2 separate regions of the Mus musculus genome follow, and region 2 is linked to region 1. A link is a contact called in ENCODE Hi-C data. All regions are on one chromosome and are shown on one strand. Each heading gives the region's core, a stretch centred on a gene start or an enhancer-like site at or near the end of the contact. The rest is flanking DNA. Distances are from core to core; before and after follow the strand shown.

Region 1 (5,998 bases), core at 3,027-5,526:
TCTATGCCTGTGCTGATGGCCGTGCCTACTGATTATCCTGCACAACACGCTTATCTTCCGTCCTTCCTGTGCATGGCCACTGTGGAGCTTTGTGGAGAGTTCATCTCAGTTCATATGCAGGAGTGTTTCCTTTGTGGTGTTGTTGGATTTGCTTGCTAGCTTTAATAATATTCCCTGAGATTCTCTACACACATTGGTAATGGACTAGGTCACCTTTGCTCATGTGATGATGACAGCTAGACCACCTGCCACTATCACTTCTAGCTACAGTTCCTTCTCAACTCTCTGTGCTAGACAGGCATCCATTGTTCACCCAGGAAGCCTGTTTCCAACCTGCAGCCCTCGGTCTCCAGTCCTCAGAGACACTGGAAATCCCACCCAGCTCAGGGGCTAGATGAAGTGTACAGCTAGATTCTTGATGAGACAGGGACTAGCCTGGTATATATAAACTTTTCCTGAGCCAAATACCTAGGTGGCCAATGATGTGGTGTGTGTGGGTCCTTTATCATCAGAGCCCACATGAGAGGCCCTAGGCCCTGGAAGGGACATGTATACCACTCAGTGTCCTCTAAACAGTCCCTGGAAGAATGCTCAGAATGAGAACTGAGTGAGCCGTTTTTGGTGATGACTCCTGGGTTTGTCCCATGGAGGGTTCCCTATACATAGTAAACAGTGAGACTACATGGAACTCATTCCCCACAGAGGAAATGTGTAAAATTTCCATGGGCTAAGTCTTGTCATTTTTTGATCACCCCTAGAATTGTGGGGGATCCTGGCAATTCTTTATGATAACCACCTGTTTAAACATGGTGCAGCGTGTATGCAGAGCTTTGGACCCAGGGATGGAGAGAATGTAATGGAGTGAGCACCATTACAGTTAAGCTGAATTCATCCTTGTCTGCATGCTTCCCCTGTCAGTTTGAGAGAATAGAAGCCCAGAGAGTAGAGACCTCTATCCATGAGCCCTGATATGGGGCTCTGTGTCCCTAATTGTTAGGGGCACTGCTGAGCCCAGGAATGCCATATCACAGTCACACAGTTTAGTCACATAGTTTATATTGTTCACCACTGCTGGTATTTGCCCACTGTACTGGCTAGTTTTGTGTCAACTTGACACAGCTGGAGTTATCACAGAGAAAGGAGCTTCAGTTGAGGAAATGCCTCCATGAGATCCAACTGTAAGGCATTTTCTCAATTAGTGATCAAGGGGGAAAGGCCCCTTGTGGGTGGGACCATCTCTGGGCTGGTAGTCTTGGTTCTATAAGAGAGCAGGCTGAGCAAGCCAGGGGAAGCAAGCCAGTAAGTAACATCCCTCCATGGCCTCTGCATCAGCTCCTGATTCCTGACCAAATTGAGTTCCAGTCCTGACTTCCTTGATGATAAACAGCAGTATGGCATTGTAAGCTGAATAAATTCTTTCCTCCCCAACTTGCTTCTTGGTCATGATGTTTGGGCAAGAATAGAAACCCTGACTAAGACACCCACTTTCTGCCACACCACCTGCTTGCTTTCCCTGCTTCCAGGGTGAACTGTGAGGGTCCCATTTCCGAGATCAATCTGTTTGGCTCAAAGATGCAGTCCACAGTTAAAACATACGTAGATTATAACAGTGGTAAAAAGAACAATATCTCTTAAGAAGAGTAAACAATTCATTTTATTAATATCCAAACACAAATAAAAACCCAACAATGAAAACAACAATATGAAAAATAGAACCCAACAAAACAATAAGATATTTTCTATAAAGAAATAATATAAGCTTAGGTGGGGAACCTCATCTGGGTGGAACTCTGCAGATCATTCTCCTAACTATATGTCAACCTCAGGCAGAGGGAAAACAAAACCTGGTGTATCTGTGGGCACAGTGTAAGGCACAAATAACTGCCTGGCAGGTGAAACATCTGCAGCCTCATCTGCTGCCACATCTGCAGCCTCATCTGCAGCCACATCTACAGGTGAGTGTGTATCAGCTGATGTGGGCAGAGCTTGATCTAAAGTCGGAAGCAGCTCTATTGCAGCTTTTGGTTCAAAGGGATCCAGAACTGCTCTTTTCACAAGCACAGTGTCCTCTCGGGATTGCTTATCTCCCTGTGGCTCTGCCATAGAAGCTGGCCTGAGGGCCAGAGTGTCCTGCCTCCCAGAGACATCCTGTTCTGGGGGATCTGGAGTTGTTGCACAATCTAAAGGCAGAAGGAGACAGGCTTTTAGTGGAGACAGCCTAGCATGGGGGAAGTTTCCCCAAGATGCTGTTGATGGACACACAAGGCCTTTTCATGCCAGAGGACCCCCAGTTCTCTCCTCTTACCTGACTATAGTCCAGTCCTTGCATCATTTTAAACTCTTGAGAATACCCTAGTGAAACCCATCACCGAAACCCCCTCCTACCTTGTCAAGCAGCCAACACCAGACCTTCTCACCTTCCTCAAGTCTAAGTGTGATGGCCTCCTGATCCTTAAACATGGAGAGAGGCTCCCTGGCTTGGGTATCTCCATCTCCGAAAGGCACATTGAGCCTCACATACTCTGTGAACTGACTCAAAACAGCCAGGTCTGGGGACTCATAAAAATCCTGGGGGAATTTCTGAAACCAGCCGAACAGAAAGCTGAATATGGCACTAGGGAAGAGAAGGTTGGAGGGAAGTTGAGTCAGAAGCCTGGCGTCAATTCTCAAGAAGGGCAGTGTGCCCCATTAGATGAGGCAATGGCCGCCAGCCTATGTGCTGAGGAGCATAGTGGTCAGGAGTGGGTGTCTGTGTGCAGAGGACTCCAGACACTTTCTGTCCCTTGGAGGACATATGGGGCTATCTGGGCTGGGCTGTAGTGGGGATGGATTCTCCCAGGGCCCTTTAGTTTCCTTCCTTCCCTCTGACCTCAGAACCAAGGAGCCATTTTTCTCCACCTGCAGGTGAAGTCTCAGCTACCATCCCTCTAGTGGGAATCCCCAAAGCAGGGTACCTGGCATGTGTTTATTCCTCAGCAAATGCCCTACCCCACTGTACAGATAGGCCCTTGCCTCCTTCTTCCCCTTCCAACTCCATAGATGGGCTCTTACCTGTGTCACCCCACACCCACCCTTTTGCACCCATGGGCTCTTAGCTCCCGGTCACCTGAAGCCCACTCACCTCTTAGTTTGCTGGTCTTCAATGCAGTCAGTCCGGAAGGATGCATACCTGTGTCATTTCATGAGGGTGTCACCCTAAGGCCTTGTGTCCCCAACCTACTAATACATCTACCAGGAGCTACTTTAATCTGAACACTTTAGAAAGGAAACACAGATCCTGGGGTCTCTCTGCACTGTTCTAACTTCCATGCTGAGATCACAGGTCTTCAGAGATCCTCACACAAAGGGTGGAGGCCTAGCTGTCCCTGCCAGGGCTCTTGGTTGGTTCCAGGCTTCTTGTCCCCCACCACCACCACCCCCACTCCTCAGGACCCTTCTCAGGTTCCATTAATCCCTTATAGGTCAGATAAGGCCTAGAACCTTTTATACAAATTGGAAAAGAGCTCTTTCCAAGGCACAAGAAAGGGTGGTGTTTGACACTCCATGGAGACAGTGAAAGACACAAACTAGAGACCCCCCCCAACCCTGAATGTGTCCATGTCACTTTGCAGGTTCAGACCCAGGACCAACACTGCCAGGGTCCAATCGCACTTGTTCTATGGGAGCACAGAGTCCTGGAGAAGAGCAGAGCCCTCCTAACACCTATGTTGGCTGCAGCCACTCACGTTTTCATCAGCAGGTCTAGCACCTCCCAGGTGGTAGCATATGTTCGGTACATGGCAACAAAAATGTCGAGACAGAGGTGGTCGCGGTTTTGAATAGCAGCTGGTATGTAGTCAATCATCTGTTGAATGTATTCTCGACTCTTGTAGTCGAATCGGGGGTGATTGGACATAGAGTCTGGCTCCTGTTCATTTTCACAACAGACCTAGGAAGGCAGGAGGGTCTAAATGTGGAAACTCTGAGAGACATCAGCAATCCATTACCAAAGAGTGATCAGTAAGCATAAAGAATGTTCCTCAGTGTCTCATGGGAACACACACCCAGGGAGGGACCTCAGGGGAGCACGGGGACAAACAAAAAAGTTCCTGCTAAGGCTGGCCTGTGTTACCTTGGGCTCACTGCGGGAAGCATGCCTCAAGTGTGTCAGAGGACGAATCAAACGTCTCCAAAAGCAGCCAAGCCAACTGCTCTTGGCTTTTTTGTGGCCAGAGCCTCTGCAAGTCTGGAAACAGCGGAACATCCTGCTCCCTCTAGGTCCTCCAGACAAGTAAGTCAGGTAAGGCTGCTGCTGGCCTCTGGTTACCTGGTAACCAGCATTCAGAGTTCCATCTGGACTGTTAAGTAAGTAAGGTCACTTCCTGAGGTCTCCAGCCAGAGCCCCTCCTCAAATGCTTTCTCTAGTGGTTACCAGTATTGCCCATTGCTGTCCATCTGTCTTCCATGTGTACAACAGGACACAGTGGCATCCATAAGTTCATGCCTCTACACTGTCCTGGGAACCCTGGCTTCAGGGAGACCCTCAGTTGTGAGAAAGCAGGCCGAAGTTTCCAAACCATGCCCTCTGTACCACAAGCATCCCAGGAAGAAGCAATTTCCTCTTAGGGTCTTCTCACTGTCCTGACCTTCTCCCTGCAGATCATTCTAGCATGGGTTTCCTAGTATGTCATCCTGTGTATATGATCACGCATGCCCTATATCTGGAAACCTCCTAATAGAGTTACCTGAGGAAAAGCCAAACATAGGCACCTGTGCCCATTCACACACGTGTACATGAAAGCAAATGAATACACAAACACACAAACACACATACACACAGGCCCAGTCCCAGGGGCACACAGAGCGTACTTTTACACATGGCCGGGAGCATGTCAGTGTAGAAAGGTCTCTCCTAGGTGAGCATTAGGGTTATTTGGTGGAGGTTAATGTGGGGATAAACTTTAGCAAAGTGTATGTATGTGATCATCTTAAATTGTGCCTTTCAAGATTTTATTGAAAGGACGCAGATGTAGCTGTCTCTTGTGAGACTATGCCGGGGCCCAGCAAACACAGAAGTGGATGCTCACAGTCAGCTAATGGATGGATCATAGGGCTCCCAATGGAGGAGCTAGAGAAAGTAGCCAAGGAGCTAAAGGGATCTGCAACCCTATAGGTGGAACAACATTATGAGCTAACCAGTACCCCGGAGCTCTTGACTCTAGCTGCATATATATCAAAAGATGGCCTAGTCGGCCATCACTGGAAAGAGAGGCCCATTGGACTTGCAAACTTTATATGCCCCAGTACAGGGGAATACCAGGGCCAAAAAGGGGGAGTGGGTGGGCAGGGGAGTGGGGGTGGGTGGATATGGGGGACTTTTGGTATAGCATGAAATGTAAATGAGTTAAATACCTAATAAAAAATGGAAAAAAAAAAGGAAAAAAAAAATAAATAAATTGTGCCTTTCTCTTAGGGGAGTGGGTGGGGCTCTTCTCCTTGTCCATGTGTTCTAGTGTTTTCCCATTTGGGCTTCCACAGGCCTCAGTGTGCTTCATCTGTGCTCCCCAGACCATGGCTGACTGGGTTCTGGTTTGCAGGGTGCCCCAGGCTGCTCACTATAACATTCCCTACCCTGAGGAAAAACTATGCACAAACATTGAGACTTTGGAAGTGTTTCCATATCCTAATTCTATGATGAGTACTATAAAATAAATTCCTAGGTCAATTTTTATTGTAGAAGAAAAATGGGAATGTAATCTGTCCATGCAAAAACAGATGAAGGAGTAAGGAAAAAAGAGAGGTGTTTGTGGTTCCTAGATTTTAAGAAATATCAAAAAAAAATCATATTGACATACACAGCATGAATCTCTCTTGGAAGGAAACAGGATCAATGGAGTTCAATGTGGGTAGAAGGATGTATGGGAGGCCTGCAAAGTGCAAATATATATTTATATGACAATAGCCTCATGTCCCACATTACCATGCACATGTACTTTTACATAGTTAAAAATGTTTTGTT
Region 2 (5,806 bases), core at 244-2,743, 140 kb after region 1:
AACCACATGGTGGTTCACAACCATGAATAATGAGATCTGACGCCCTCTTCTGGAGTGTCTGCAGACAGCTACAGTGTACTTACATATAAAAAAATAAATAAATGTTTTTTTAAAAAAGAAAGAAAGAAATATCTCTTTAACAATAGCATGAGTCGCCCTGCGTGGTGACACACACCTTTAATCCCAGCACTTCGGAGGCAGAGGCAGATGGATTTCTGAGTTCGAGGCCAGCCTGGTGTACAGAGTGAGTTTTAGTACACCCATGTCTACACAGAGAAACCCTGTCTCAAAAAACAAAAATAAAAACAAACAAAGAAAAAAAAAACCAAAAACCAGAAAAAACCACCAAACACTAGCATGTGTCAAGCACTGGTTAATGCTCAAAGAGGAGCCAGCCTAGAACAGACCTTGCATTCCACAGCTGCCATTATCCTTAGTCTCTTTTGCATTCAGCCTCCAGGTTACACTTTGAACAATTGAGACAGGGACAGAGGACTGCAAGTCTAGCCACTTAGGCAGAGGGGAGGTTTGCACAGCAAAGATACCCCAGAAGTACTTCTTAAGTACATCAGAGACCTGAAACAGTGACACAGTCCTAAGTGGAAGATCCCAAAGGCTGAAAAGGAGAAGAGAGGCAGAAGGTACAGAGTACAAAAGGTGGGATGGGAAGGTCCCGCACAAGCAATACCTTATGCCAGGTCAGCTTCTTAAGAAGAATACCGTCTTTTATACTCCTTCCTGCGGTGTATAAAGTCAGCAGACACTGTTACATGATGGGATAAACTCGGAGGAGTCTAAAACAGTGCTGGGCAGCTTAATATTGGACAGGAGGTGATGTTTACAACTTTCTCATATTAACTCCAAATATATCTTGCATCACAATCTTAAAAGAAAGTGTAAAAATTGTATGAGATTAAAAAAAAAAGTTTTGTGTGTGTGTGTGTGTGTGTGTTTAAAGCCAGGCAGTGGTGGCGCACGCCTTTAATCCTAGCACTTGGGAGGCAGAGGCAGGCGGATTTCTGAGTTTGAGGCTAGCCAAACTGAGTGATTTCCAGGAGAGCCAGGGCAATACAGAGAAACACTGTCTTGAAAAACCAACCAACCAAACAAACAAAATTGTAGAAGATACTGGAGAAACTAGGCATTTCTGTGTTTGCCATCTTGCCAAGAAGGTTTCAACGCACAAGCTCATGCTTAAATATTCGCACAGATGAAGCCCCAGAGCAGAATTATTCAGAGCAGCCAAGACCACAAACAACCTCACATGTGGCCCTGTGTAGCTGAGGTGCGCAGCTAGCACCCAGTCCCAGGGAGGCCTCACCATACTCGCTCCAGTTGTTCAATCGCCTGCCCCTTCCCATTGGAAGCAGCTGCCATATACTCACCATGTCGCGAGGTCAGAGCTCGCCTGAATTCCCCTCACAGCACCCAGCAGTAGCACACAGAGCAGGACAAACAAACCACACCAGCCTCCTCAGCTACAGCATTGAACCAGCAACATGGCGCCCGGAAGCACCCGCCTCCAATTCTGACTGGCAGGTCAGACTTGAGGCCTTGATTGGCCAGCGAGTCTGGAGTGACATAAGCACCTCCCTTAAGGTTAGTGTGTGATGAAGGGACACAGCTTAGTGATTCCGGGCCCATGTTGCTGTTCCAGGACCGACCTTTTTCCAGATAAGTAGGGTGAGAGTGCACTGATGGGATAAGGCAAAGTGGTTGTGCTAGGACCCCAGGGGCCCAAATGTTGAGAACGCGACCCCCAGAGACGCAGGTTGACAATAGATCTCTGCAATGGCAAGAGGTTTTTATTCAGATTCACATAGCATTGCTCAGCCTCTCAGGGAGAGTCAACCCAGATTGCTTACAGTACAGTTTTGTTGGTGGGTTTTTTTTCTCTCTCTCTTTCTCTTTTTTTAGTGGGGAAGGGTTACACAACTATGATTGTTGGCTACCAAAGTAACAGTTATGTTCATTACTTTTGGTGATCAGCTAGCGATGTCAGAAACTTTGTCAGCAAGGTCGGTTTATCTTAGAATTCAAACTGAGGCCAGGGTCCCAGGGACCGTTTTTATTGTTATGGCTAATTTTTGAGAACAGCTAGTCTTGCTATGGCAGTTGTGGACATTTTGACCATTAGTCAGTCCCCTCAGATGGGGAAGGGGCCAGGCAGTCTTGAGCTTCTTTACATTGGCAGGGAAAGGCTTGTTTATATCAGCAGGGAAAGGGCAAGGAGCAGGGGGAAGGGAAAGGCTTCTGCAAACTGAGAATTCCTCAAGCAGCAGGGGGGAGGGAAAGTCTTGCTTCTGGCTTCCAGCACTTCCCCTTCTCCCTCCTGTAATCAAGGAAGATAGCTTGCAGGGCCCATTATTTAACTTGCAGTGAAATGAACAATCCAGCCCATAGGAAAAGGGCGCCCAGAATATTAACAATTCAGGAGATTTTTAGGAAACACTAAGATTTTTGTTCTGTGGTGTCATGGTCGGGTCAGGTAAACTGCAGCTATGTTTCACCTGGTAGGCATCAGAATTTACACAGCCCCAGGAGAAAAGCAAGAAACCGAAGACAAACTCTACATAACACTATTGCTAGCCAGCACATCTTCCTTAGTGGGAAGAGGAAAAAACCCACAGCTATATTAATAAAGGTATCCTAATGGACAAAACTGATAGAATGGATCTCTCTGTATATGTAGAAAGTGGATTTATTGGCATGGTTTGTAAGCTGTGGTCCAACCAGCCCAACAATGGCTGTCTGCAAATGGACAGATGAAGAATATAGTAGTGGTTCAGTCCATGTGGCTGGATGACACTGCTGGTATTCAGTCTACATCACAATGAGGAAGAAGTAGGCCAGTTTTCAAAAACTGAGTTTGCTAGTCAGAGGTAAAACATGAAGACAAGGAGAAAGAACTACCACCTTCAATGACCTTTACAATGTAGTCTGCCACTAGAAGCTGTGGCCTAGATTAAAGATATCTCTTATCACTTCAAATGATCCAGATTTAAAAGAGGGTTTACAACTTAAAAAGATATAATTATCAAAAATTCTTCACAGTACTTGAAATGTCGCCATTTTAGTTAATTCCATGTATTTGACGACCAAGAATAACCATCACAAGAGGCAAGACAGAAGAGCTAAGACAGATTTCATTCCATTTGCAGGCAAGGAGAACCTGGGAGTCATTTCCAAAGCAATGCTTTTTGTTTAATTTTAAAATTTATTTACTTTTATTCATTAATTGTTTTTTACAGTCCATACTTCATCCTCCTCCCTATCTGCCCCATGACCGTTCCTTATACCATACCTCCTATCCCTACCTCTATCTCCAAGAGGATGTCCCCACCCCACCATCAAGCCCCACCAGGCATCCCCACTCTCTGGGGCCTAAAGGCTTTTCATGGTAAGGTGCATCTTCTCTCACTAAGGCCCCAACCATGCAGTCCTCGGCTTTATATGTCAAGGGCTTCATAACAGCTGCCTGGTTATATGCTGCCTGCTTGGTGGCTCAGTGTCTTGAGAGATCTCAGCTTTCAGGTCACTTGAGACTGCTGGTCTTTCCCTGGGGCCACCCTCCTCCTCAGATTTTTCCAGCTTTCCCCAAATTCAACCATGGGGGTCCCGGGCTTCTGTCTATTGGCTGGGTGCTAGTATGTGCATCTGATTCTTTCAGATGCTTGTTAGGCTTCTCAGAGGTCAACCATGCTAGGTTCCTGTCTGCAAGCACATCACAGCACCATTAACAATGTCAGGACCCTGGACCCCCTTGAGGTGGATCCCAACTTGGGCCTGTCACTAGATGTCCTTTCTCTCATGCTCTTCTCCATTTTGTCCCTGCAGTTTCAACAGACAGGAACAATTCTGGGTCAGAGCTTTTGACTGTGGGATCGAAACCCCATCCTTCCACTTGATGTCATGTCCCCCCACTGGAAGTGCAATCTATAAGTTCCCACTCCCCACTGTAGAACACTTCATCCAAGATCCCTCCCTTTGAATCCCGAGAGTCTTTCAACTTCCATGTCACCAGTACATTCTAGAGTGTCCCCCTACCTCCAGAGGTTAGCTGTTTCCATCCTTTCTGGTGGTCCTCAGGGCTTCAGTCCTGTTCCCCAAACCCAATACCTGATCATGTTCCCTACTTCCCCTCACTGTGCCCTCTCCCAACCAGGTCATTTCCTCCCCCCCCCTCCCCTTCCCCCCATTATCGCTTTCTTCTCCCACCCTAGTGGGTTTGAGGCAACCTCACTTGGGTCGTTATGCTGTGACCCTTCATGAGTCCTGTGTGTTGTGCTTGTGTATTCTCTATTTTGGTTAATATCTACTTATTACTGAGTACATACCTTTTGGACCTGAGTTACCTCACTCTGTTGTGAATTCTCTGTTTAGTTCTATAGCTCATATTTTGATTCGTTTGTTCAGTTTTTTTGGTGGTTAGCTTCTTGAATTCTTTATATATTTTGGATATTAGCCTTCTACTAGATGTGGGTGAAGATTTTTTTCTCAATCTGTAGGTTGCTGCTTTGTCCTGTTGACTATATCCTTGCCTTGGAGAAGCTATCCAGTTTCATATGGTACCATTTATCAGTTCTAGATCTTAGAGCATGAGCCATTGGAATTATTTTTAAGAAATTTCCTGCTGTAGCAATGAATATTAGGCTCTTTCTCACTTTCTCTTCTATTTGATTCATTGTATCTGGTTTTATATTGCTGTCATTGATCCACTTGCACTTAAGGTTTGTGCAATGTGTTAAGTATGGATCTATAATCATTTTTCCACATACAGACTACCAGTTAGACAGCACCATCTAGTGGCCCTCAGGACTTAAGTCCTGTTTCCCCTCCCTCAAAACCTGTTCATGTTCCCTACTTCCCCTTCCTGTCCCCACTCCCTCTGCCCCTTCCCCCACCTCCCCCCCCCCCCCACACACACACACACTATGGACAAGAAGAACAAACATAGACAACATGGATAAAAAGGAACACTGAAGAGCTGCAGGAACAGAATCCTCTCAGGTCCTTTCATGTGTTTGCCATCAGTGCCTAATGACCATTGTCAAAAATGAACACTGCCAAGCATGGAGCACAGGCTAGGAATTCCAGGACTTTGGGGCAAATTCATATCCATGAATTTGAGACCATGCTGGTCTACATAGATACTCCTTTTTTTTTTTTTTCACTTGAATATCTCTATGCTGTTTAATTTATTTTTATTAGATATTTTCTTCATTTAAATTTCAAATGCTATCCTGAAGGTTCCCTATACCCTCTCCCTGCCCTTCCCCCCTACCCACCCACTCCCACTTGTTGGCCCTGGCGTTCCCCTGTACTGGGGCATATAAAGTTGCAAGACCAAGGGGCCTCTCTTTCAAATGATGGCCGACTAGGCCATCTTCTGCTACATATGTAGCTAGAGACACAAGCTCTTGGGGTACTGGTTAGCTCATATTGTTGTTCCACCTATTTGGTTGCAGACCTTTCAGCTCCTTAGCCCATAAACTTAAAATATTCAAGATACAATTTGCAAAACACAAGAAAATCAAGAAAAAGGAAGACCAATGCGTGGTTACTTCATTCCTCCTTAGAATAGGGAAAAAAATACCCATGGAAGGACTTACAGAGACAAAGCTTGGAGCTGAGAACAAAGGATGGACCATCCAGAGACTGCCCCACTCAGGGATCCATACCATAATCAGCCACCAAATGCAGACTCTATTGCATATGCCAGCAAGATTTTGCTAACATGACCCTGATATAGCTGTCCCTTGTGAGGCTATGCCACTGCCTGGCAAATACAGAAGTGAATGCTCAC

Evidence for each region. A loop is a pair of places that touch in the nucleus more often than their neighbours do.
Region 2: a loop to region 1 is called in a map of v-Abl transformed pro-B cells, with 4 times the contacts of the local background. The contact joins the promoter of Zfp977 here to the promoter of 4933421I07Rik in region 1. A Hi-C loop is called at or near these places in 4 of 37 maps with a recorded cell type or tissue (T-helper 17 cell, mouse trophoblast stem cell and v-Abl transformed pro-B cells).

The regions. Positions count from the first base shown.
Region 1 is chr7:42,443,826-42,449,823 of GRCm38, forward strand. It overlaps 4933421I07Rik (RIKEN cDNA 4933421I07 gene), which reads right to left and starts at 4,277. Exons shown (of 5, transcript NM_001370772.1): 1 at 4,112-4,277; 2 at 3,726-3,928; 3 at 3,122-3,169; 4 at 2,418-2,614; 5 at 1,630-2,180. The coding sequence starts at 4,243. The coding sequence ends at 1,810.
Region 2 is chr7:42,591,052-42,596,857 of GRCm38, forward strand. Zfp977 (zinc finger protein 977) reads right to left here and starts at 1,494. Exons shown (of 4, transcript NM_001362112.1): 1 at 1,386-1,494. The coding sequence starts at 1,388.